Regions from separate parts of the Homo sapiens genome. Here region 2 is linked to region 1. The links are chromatin loops, found by intact Hi-C in ENCODE. Cell type or tissue: HepG2. All regions are shown on one strand. Each heading gives the region's core, and the rest is flanking DNA. Links, peaks and the distances in the headings are about the cores only.

What was found. Peaks named below come from ENCODE experiments on the same cell type or tissue, not always from the same donor. Only the 100,000 strongest peaks of a DNase experiment are listed, where the experiment ranks them.
Region 2: it touches region 1 in a loop (4-fold over the local background); 26 of 110 quality-filtered maps call a loop at or near these places.

What each region holds. Positions count from the first base shown.
Region 1 is chr6:143,407,025-143,412,412 of GRCh38, forward strand. No RefSeq gene overlaps it. Among named protein-coding and RNA genes, the nearest start is that of ADAT2, 41 kb to the right of the region's middle. In HepG2, for the core only: a CTCF peak has its summit at 2,595; DNase peaks (open chromatin) are centred at 2,517 and 4,017.
Region 2 is chr6:143,221,551-143,226,938 of GRCh38, forward strand. The region is part of intron 3 of AIG1 (androgen induced 1); the gene reads left to right. Among named protein-coding and RNA genes, the nearest start is that of AIG1, 160 kb to the left of the region's middle. In HepG2, for the core only: no CTCF peak of the experiment used is centred there; a DNase peak (open chromatin) is centred at 2,541.

The sequences.
Region 1 (5,388 bases), core at 203-5,202:
AAACCTTACTTCAGATATGTGTAAAGCATAAATACACTTAACACTCTTGAAAGCTATATTGTTGACTATTTGAAAAGAGGGCTGGGAATATTTTCTTCTTAATGAATAAGTAAATTCACTTCACCTGAGGACTTAGTACAAATGGGCTCCTACATCATCTTTACTGGCCCTTTCCCACCATGGTGTAAGGCTATGGTTCCTTCCTCTCTTCAGGGCACGGCCACCACTTCTCACCTTCTTATCTTGATGTTCTAGCCAACTGTGACTCCAGTTACGGTACTTACCTGGGGTTTGCCTCCTACCTCTATAATTTTCTTCACCCCAATCTGCGCTACTGGTGCTTTGTCCTCAATCTTCTTCTGGGGCCCAGGTCTCTGCATGACCTCCCATTGGCTGAATTATTAATTGTTAATGGGAATGTATCTCTGGGTCCCTGAATTGCTTCCTCAATTTGGTATCACATAAAATTAACTATCAAGGACGAGTTGTTATTAACATGAATATGGAAAGGTAAACATGCAAGAATAGCCAGGAAAGCAATTAAAATAACAACTGTGAAGAGAAATGCTCTGGTAGACACTGAAACATACTAGAAAGCCTCTATTAACACAGTCTGGGCCTGACCACAGGAATAGAAAAATAGGCCAGTGGGATAGAATAAAAAGTCCCCAAGGAGACCCAAGACATGGAAATGTAGGTGTATCCTAAACAGGTATTGCTAGGGCAGAGGTGGGGAAAATTTCCAATGCGGTAGCCATTGGAAAAAGATAAAATCTGTACTGCATACCATATACAAGAATAAACTCCAAATGGATCAGGGATCTAAATGTAAACATTTAAACTGTACAAATACAAGAAGCAAATATGGGTGAATTTTTCTTTAACCTTGATATAGGGACTTAAAATCCAGAAAAATTAAATATTGATAAATGTGTCTACATAAAATAATTAAAACATTTTTATTGCAGGAGAACCATAAACAAAGTCAAAAGGGAAAAATATGTATAATTTATAACATGGATAAGGGGTTAATATCCTCAATATTCAAATAATTCTTAGCGAGGGAAATGATTAAAGCTACCTGAAAAATAGAAAAAAAGACATGAACAGACAACTCATTTAAAAGCATATATATGGCATTTGAACTTATGAGAAGATATTCAAACAACCCATAATTAAAGACATGCAAGTTAAAACTATTGCATTTCTCACCTATCAGATAAGGAAAAATTTAAAAGTATGACAACACATTCTGTTGGCAAGAATAGAGGGAAACAGGTACTCTCATGCATTGCTGGTGGGAATACAGATTGGCACAACCCTTTTAGAGGGGGATTTGGTGATGACTAACAAAATGATTCATCCACTTACTTTTCAACTAAGCAGTCCTACTTCTAGGAATCCACCCTAAATATACATCTCTAAAAGTACAAAAATACATATACACAGGTTATTTATTATGATATTGGTTGGAAAGAGCTTGAATACTTAAGAGAGTAGGTGAATAAACTATAGTACACTCAGTGGAGTACTATGCAGCCATAAAAAATGAGTGATAAGGGATGCCTATGAACTGATATGCTGTGCTTACTAGGGTATACTGTTAATTGAAAGAAGCAAAATGTGAAAAAATAGAAAAGCCTATCTTTTGTGTAAGAAAAAAAGGAAATAAGAAATTATACACATATCTGCTCAATAGTGCAAAAATAAATAGAGAAAAAATAAACCAGAAACTAATGACTAGTTACACATAAGGAGAAGGGAATGACTCCTAGTCACATACAAGGAGAAGGGAATGACTCCTAGTCACATACAAGAAATAGGTAGAATTGGGTTGGAAAGGATGGGAAAATGAGAGCAGGATAGAATGGATAGTGGGGGGCAGAGGAGTGACTCTTTTCTGAGTAACCCTTCTTATAAAATTCTGACTTTTGGCAACCATAGTAGTGATTTATGTGCTCAAGATATATAGATAGACAAAATCAACAGGGATGATGAAAGAAATCCAAAATGGAATTTGTATCAGTCAAGAATCCAAGCCAGGAGGCACAAGTCATGCAGTAATTTGAATAGAGAAGTTCATTATGAACAGGGAAATAACTATGAAGGTGTAAAGACAGCCCTAAAGAATATTCTAGAGCTGAGAGTACAAAAAGAATAAACAAATTTGGAAGTGGCCCCTCTCCAAGGATGCGACTGAGATCTCATGGGAGGTGATGGAGATACTCAATAAATACTAAAAATTAATGGGTTTTCTGGGCCCAGAGCTGTACCACAGCCATCAGGCAAGTAAGAAATACACCCTTTGGTAGGCATGCCAAAGCTGGCAGGAAGAAATTGCAGCCAGGGCCAGCAAGCCAAAAGCAACCCTCTGGAGTGCAAGCAGTCAAGACTGGCAGAAGGGCATTGAGAATGACTCAGCATATTAGGAGCCCACTCATCAGCAGGGCAGCATGAGACCTGAGGTGTGCAGTGTTTACTTTAGGAGGGTCACATCGAGGTGGTCACCAGGCCAAGGCCAGAGCTGTGAGCTCACTAAGGCACCATGTGGTCTGAACAAGCAGCTGGGACAAAGCAGCACTAAATTTTTTCCCGCACACTGCTGGCCACCGTGTGGTAGGAGTGAAGAGATAAAACGGCAGCACATCAGGGCCGGGTGCAGTGGCTCACGCCTGTAATCCCAGCACTTTGGGAGGCCGAGGCGTGCGGATCACGAGGTCAGGAGATTGAGACCATCCTGGCTAACACGGTGAAACCCCGTCTCTACTAAAAATACAAAAAATTAATTAGCCGGACATGGTGGCGCCTGTAGTCCCACCTACCCCAGAGGCTGAGGCAGGGGAATGGCGTGAACCAGGGAGGCGGAGCTTGCAGTGAGCCTAGACCGAGCCACTGTGCTCCAGCCTGGGCAATAGAGTGAGACTCCGTCTCAAAAAAAAAAAAAAAAAATAGCAATGCATGGTGAATCTGCGGGCTTTGGAACCATCCAGATGTGGATTCGACTCTGACCTTGTAACTTAACTAATTGTGTGATGCCAGGCTAGTTACCTAATTTCCCTAAGCCTCAGTTTCCTCACCTGAAAAATGGGTCATCATAATAATATCTACTTTACGTTATTTATTGCAATTATCTCTATATTTATATTATGATTATTTATATTCAATGGATGATATTTGTAAAGAACTTACTACAAACTCAACCAGCAGAATTCATAATAGTTTGATATGGTTTGGCTGTGTCCCCACCCAAATCTCATCTTGAATTGAAATCCCCATAATCCCCACGTGTTGAGGGAGGGACCTGGTGGGAGATGACTGAATCATGGGGGTGGTTTCCCCATGCTGTTCTCATGATAGTGCATGACTTCTCATGAGATCTGATGGTTTTATAACTGTTTGATAGTTCGTCCTTCACAAGCACTCACTCTCTCCTGCTACCTTGTGAAGAGGGTGCCTGCTTCCCCTTCCACCATGATTGTAAGTTTCCTGAGGCCTCCCCAGCCATGCAGAACCATGAGTCAATTAAACCTCCTTTGTTTATAAATTATCCAGTCTCCGGTGTTTCATTATAGCAGTGTGAAAACAGACTAATGAATAGTTGTTATTGTGATTGTTGTAATGAGCCACATCAATGACTAGTTCACTTCTCCTTGAACAAACTATATACTATGCATTGAAGGCCCTATTTAACGACAGGCAGATACCCCATAGGTTATGTTTCTAAAGGTTTGATATAGCTCATTGTAAGTAAATCCAGGACATGAAATTTTAAACTTACAAAATAGATAAATAGTGAGTGATTATTTTTATTAAAACGTGATTCATGGCCTCTTTTGGAGCAAGTAGCATTTGGTTTCCTTTTAATGTTTGCAGAAACAGAACTATGACATAAAACAAAACAATTGTTTGTGTATTGCCTTAGGCAGACTGAGAAAGGGCCACTGCTGGGTGACTTAGGCATGGGAAAAATCTGGCTTAATAATAAGCCTTAACAATGTTGACTCTTTCAAAGGGGCAAAGAGAAGCCAAAGTCTCGCATTTATCTTTTCCAAACAGATTCTGAACTACTTAAATGTGATGACATAGATCAAATATTTGAGGTTAAGGATTGCTTGTAGGTTCATGCTTTTTCCTTTAATCCATTTTTTGAGGTAACTCCAGGAAAAATAATGGGCAAGCATAGAAAAAGGGTGAGTATAGCTAAACAGGATCCTATTTCAGTAAAACACTGCAATGTCTGGTGTTTCTAGTAATGCATTTATTTTATGAAAAGGATATAAAATCAAGACACTTCTGTGGCAACGTCTCCATTTATATAAGGGACACAAAATATCACAAATAAAATATGCCACCCTGCTGTCTTCCAAATATTTCCAATAATCCTTTAAGTCTAGGAACAAAGGCTAAATTCCTGAATAAATTATCTTATCTTTATAATCTGCTCCAAAGTTTTGGAAACCCTAGCTTTTGAATATTAACCAAAAAGTGTTTCCATCCAGTCATTTGGAAAAGCAACTGAAATTCATGCTAATTTTAACTTAGACAGAGATGTTGTTTTGCCATCTTTTTTTTTTTTTTTTTGAAATGGAGTTTCACTCTGTTGCCCAGGCTGGAGTGCAGTGGCAGATCTCAGCTCACTGCAACCTCTGCCTCCTGGGTTCAAGCGATTCTTGTGTTTCAGCCTCCCAAGTGCGTGCAACCATGCCCAGCTAATTTTTGCATTTTTAGTAGAGACAGGGTTTTATCTCTCCTAAAAATTGGCCAGGCATGTTGGCCAGGCTTGTCTTGAACCCCTGACCTCAAGTCATCTGGCCGCCTTGACCTCCCTAAGTGCTGAGATTACAGGTGTGAGCCACCACGCCTGGCCTGTTTTGTCATCTTTTACTGACTCCCTGTTGATCCCTATGTACTCTGACCACAGTAGAGATCCCAAAGCACCTTCACCTCTGAGTCCTCATCCAACACTGTACTCCTTCCCTTGGCAGTGACTTCTACCTTATATTGGTAAGATCTGGTATATCTAGAATAAGTGTCATCCAAATCATTGTACTGATATCTCAACATTCATCCACCCTATGCTCCAGCCTCTGAACAAGCAGGGACTCTATCCTTCCTCAAGATTCACCCCCTCACTTGGGTTCTCAATCTCATGTCTAGAAGGTTCTTCCAGCATATCCTTTATTTTGGATTTTCTTTCAAAAGTACATATGTCTCCTTTAAGCTTTTCCCAAATATTTGCTATTTAGTTATCTCTATACTTGCTGTTTCTCTGCCAGAATTATCTGTCCCTTTAAACTTAGCATTATCCTTACTTTCCTATTGACACAATTCCAAGGAATAATCATCTTCTTCTCCATTTTGCCACTTCTGACTCTGGTGGGGACATCT
Region 2 (5,388 bases), core at 319-5,318, 190 kb before region 1:
ATATTTAGTATGTACTGTGAGCCAAGAATTGTTCTAAATCTTTTACTTGGATTATTGCATTTAATAGCTATATTATATTCTGGGAAAATAGCATAGGCCCTCTTTTCTTGTAATACATTTCATGCATTTTCTTCATTTCATCCTTAATTTCAATTTCCTACTTTATGATATTCTATCTTCCTCAGTGATATGACTGATTCAATGCAATAATTCATGTAACGTGCTTACAGCAGTGCCTCGGAGAGACTTAACACTCAAGAAATCCTAGCTGTTGTGATTACTGTATTTCTTTCTTGATGCTGAACAGATCAGTATTTTTGGATCTAGATTCACAGTGGAGCATGCAGTTTTCTGGCTTAAATCAACACACTGTACTACAGTCGACAGGATGATAAGGTAGAAATAGCAACATGCTGCAGGGCAAGAGATCTGGGGTCAGGCTTTAGCTCTGCACTTTAATAGGCTGCGAACACCCCAGCAGTTCCTCGACTCCTGAGAGCTTTGATTCCTCATTTATACATGAGATATATGAACCTGGTGATCTCTGAGATCCCTTACCTCATGTGAACCTTCCTTGACAGAATGTGAATTTCACCATAATGAGGATTATGTTTCTGTAGTCTCAGCTCACGTAGTACGTTAAAGAGACCCCAAAGCACCATAGTGGAAGATTCTTCAGGAAATGCTTGGTTAGTAAGGAACATCAGGAAAGGACCCTCCAGGACTCCCTTCTGTCTGTTCCCCCATAGCACTCACTAGTAGGTGAAGCCATCAGTAACTAATGGGGTTAGGAATTATCGGGAACGGCAGTGTGAAATGCACCATTGGTAGTATCTGGTTTTTTTTTTGTTGTTGTTGTTGTTTTATGTCAATTCGTTCTGATTCTTATTGCAAGGGAAGTAGTGTGGCGTGATAAGAAAAGTGCTGGCCCCAGAGTCCAGAGCCTGTGAATTTCATTTCAGCTCTGCCACTGTCTGGTTTTCTAGCAAATGACATTGACCTTCCCTGGGCCTTAGTTTTCGCAGTTGACAAACTAGAGGATTGCTAAAAATTTCTGGCAGTTTAAAAACTCTCTGCTACCAATTTCTTTATAGAAGGACAATACTCATATGAAATCCTATTGACAGAAAAGCATTTTGTCTCCCCTTTCTCTTTTTTTTTGCCAAGTGTAAAGAGAGTTGGTGTGGAAAAATATATTCTCCTGTGAAAAGGTTCATTCAGCCTTTTCTTAATAGATCAAGTGGTTGGTATTTCGGCTGGCTTCTGAAATACATTACAAATCACAATCTGGAAAAAGTTCCAAAGCAGCTCCAAGCCTTCCTGCTGAATTTGGATACATCTTTAAGTCTTACTCTGCAGCTCATCCTTAACAACTGACAAAATATTTACTTTGCTCAGTACAGAAAAGGGTAACATTTTCCAAAATATTAAACTAGGTTGGATTCAGAACACAGACAATGAGGCAAAAAGCTGGACCTCTGTTCGAAGCAGTATCATTGAATCATTTTCCAGAGTGCCATGAGAAACAGCCTTGGTGGATGTTTGTGCTCCACAGTAATTCTGAAAAAGGCAGAAGCCAGCCAGCCTCTGTCTAGCAGACCCACTGGTGTGCTGAGCAGTGATTCTCAAAGTGTAGTCCCTGTGCCAGCAGCATCAGCATCTACTGGCAACTGGTTAGAGATGCAGATTCTCACAATCCATCCCAGACCTACAAAATCAGAACGTTCCAAAATGTGGCCTCCCAATCTGTGCTGTAACGAGTCCTCCAGGTAAACAAGGAAAGTTTGTTTCCTTGTTTCCTGGTACTGAGGAAAGTTTGCAAACCATTGGTTTAGGCCTGTGAAGGCTACAGGTGTTTATTACCTTGCAATTGGAAGTTTGAAAAAAGGACAAGACTAGTAACTCAAGTTTTTGTTAATGAATTAATTTTTTTTCAAATGTAAATAATTTGAAATTTGGAGGTGTTGCTTTTTGAAATGCTGTCCCCTCTAAGTCTTTGTCCCTCTCTTCCCATCTCCCTCCCCAGCCCCACTTCATGCTTACGGCAACAGGGTCTGAATTATATTTGTCTGTTTTTAAGACAGTGAAAATGCACTGCAATTTGGTTTAATGTACTTGAATGTAGCTAGTAATTTTGATAAAAATTTAATTGCATTTTTTTAAACAGACTCTCACTTGAAGTTCCTCTATGATGAAAAGGTGGACAAAAATTGAATAACTACAATTTATAATGTTCTGTTCTATCAATGAGCCTTCTTTTTAACAGAATAACTATTTTTTATAAATAAATTGTGATTTATTTTAAATTAAATTACTGGAAATCAGTCTAGTCACCAGCTTTAATTAAGAAATAGACTACCATCATAAGGGCTGTAGTGTTGATTTTAAAATTGCAAATAATTTTTAGGGGAAATTATGATAGCCCTCATAAGACCTCCTCCTCCTCCCGAACGTCTCCTGCCTGCCCTGCCTCTTCTGTGTTACGTGCCTGGCCACTGCAGGAATCTGAGCTGTGACCTTTGTCCTGCAGTCTCGTGCTTGGTGATGTCATCCGGTCCCAGGGTTTCAACTCCTGCATCTGTTGATTTGGAAGGCACACAAATCTGTAACTAGAGGGTGATTTCGCTCCTGAGTTGTAGCCAATGTCACCAACTGCTTCAATGTCTTTCCAGCGCCTTAAGACCACACATCCAAACCGGAACTCCTCATCTTTTACCCTCCCTTTCCTCTTCCCAACATCCCTATTTCCTTTAATGGGCATTTCCCACCCATGACCTGCCATTAAGTTGAGGGCAGGAAACCAGGAATAGTAGGAGGTTCTGGGGTTTGGAACTATGTGGGTCTGGATTCAAATCCAGGTTGGCCACCTCTTGGTCAAGTGCCATTAGGCAACTCACTTCTCAGATCTTCAGCTTCTTCATTTGTAAACAGAGAATTGTTTGGAGAAATAAGAGAAGAAAAGTATATTAAAATTTGGTTGTGTAATGTATTATCCAAACCAGAGCATATTGACAGTGAATGTGGCTATTGTTAATAATTATTCCATGACCCTCCAAAAAAGACAAAATCTTAAGCTGCACCAAGCAAAACAGGATGTGTGTTCATTCTACGTGTTTAGTGCTATGAGTAATGTAGTAGGTCCTCAATAAATACATGTTCCCTTTCCCTTCCTTCCTGTTATAACAATGTTTGTCTTCAGTATTTTCTGAATCTGCCTGTGGTTTCCATCCCTCCTACCCCTACAGCTGTCCTCAGTCCCTGACATTAAGACCATTGTAATGTTCTCCCAACCAGGTTCCTTGCCTTCCATTTTTCCCGTCTAATAGATTCCATGTACGTTTGCCAGATTAATCTTCTGAAACCACATCTCTTAAACCATTCTCTGCCTCAAGACCCCTTAATGAGTGCCCATTGCCCGCTTAATAAAGTTAAAACTCTACAGCATGGTATTTAAAAGTCTTCCTGCTTGGAGTCCAGTAGCTTTCCTCCGACTTAATTCCAAGCACTGTCCTTTGTCTATACCAGGTTCTTGGCAAACTCTACCATTTCCCAACAGCCTTGCCTTCCCTGACTGCTGGAGTCTTCCCTCCTGTCTCTGCCTGTTCAAATCCACTGTCCTTTCTGCTGAAGTGTGGCCTCTTCCAGAAAGGCTTCCCTTGTCTGCCCAGTGAGAAGCTCTCCCCCACCCTAAATTATCTTAACAATGTTTTATTCATATCCCTCTCTTTTTTATATTGTAGTTGATCAGGTTCATGTCTTAGACATCCCACAAGGAAGGGGAATGGGAGGCAGTTCAAGCCTCTTTGCCTCAGATAATTCACACATGAGAGGAATTCAGAAAATGCTTGTTGAACAATGAATAAATGACTGACTGAAAGTCATTTTTGCCTTCAATAATTAAATACTGCCATTGCTTTATCTTTAAGTAAGCAAAACTTCGTAAAACATAAGGCAGGTATTCTTATTTATTTTGCTTCGTTTAAGAACTAGGAGATTGAAGTCTTTACTATTATTGACAGTAAAGATTCTAAAACTACAAATGACTTTTTCCTGCATCTTCATGTTGATGTTATTAGCTTTATTTGCCTAAAAGAGGCAGCTTATTTAATAATTAGAAAAAAAACCCTGTAGCTCCAAGAAGCGAATTTTACATATCATAAAGTAAAAGTCAGAACCTGCTTACAACTCAGGTATTGGAAAACACAGTTTGTCTCATTGACTGCCTGTCCCCAAACTCCAAACTGTATGGGGCAACTTTGTCTTGCTTTTCCCTTGTTTCTGTTTCAATTTTAGAGGCGAATTTGTATATATTTTAATGTAAGATGGCTCTACTCTCTCTTTTGGCATATTTGTTTTTATAATTGTTTTATAGTCAATAACACATATACTTTTTTTAAATAGCACATCTGTGACTAAGGGAATAGGTTTTAGCAAATTTAAAAAACAAAAAAAATTGCTCCAGATCTCTTTAAGAGAAAGCTGCTCATTTGCAAAGAGATCATTTGTAATTGCCGGTGAATCTTGTGTAATGATGATAGAGAAAACCAGTCATCATTGTTCTCTGACTTCTGTTTCAACATTTATCCACTTGTTTGTCTTACAAAAGTGCTCAGGTATAATGACAAGAGTCACATCTGTTCAGGCTTGCCTTAAAATGGCAGTTACACATTCCATTCTTCTTAACTATATATATATATTTTTTTTTTTTTGAGATGGAGTCTCACTCTGTCACCAGGCTGGAGTGCAGTGGGATGATCTCGGCTCACTGCAACTTCTGCCTCCAGGGTTCAAGCAATTGTCCTGCGTCAGCCTCCAAGTAGCTGCGACTACAGGCGTGCCCCACCGTGCCCAGCTAATTTTTGTATTTTTTTTTTTAGTAGAGATGGGGTTTCACCGTGTTGGCCAGGATGGTCTTGATCTCTTGACCTCGTGATCCACCCGCCTTGGCCTCCCAAAGTGCTGGGATTACAGACCTGAGCCACCACACCCGTCCTCTTCTTAACTTTTTAATTCAAGAGATCTTTTTCTTTGCATTACATAATTCCCCAAATAATTCTGTTAGCTGCTGCAAATATTTTTACCAGACTTTCATCTCAGTGTGTGTTTTTGGAAGTGAAAATATAGACAGTTAATTTTTATTGAATTTAAAATAGGTAGGCCTCAGAATTAGCATAATTTTGTGAAAATTGTGTAGAATCTACTTAGGTGGCCATTAAAAATGAATGGAGTTAGCAAGGGGTAGCTAATTCCCATCCTCTCTCAGGGAACTCTGGGATGTCAAGGCAGGCCACCAAGGATCTTATTTTTATGAAGAACCTAGTGCCCTAAAGCAAGCTTGTCCAACCTGTGGCCCGCAGCCGACATGCAGCCCAGGACAGCTTTGAATGC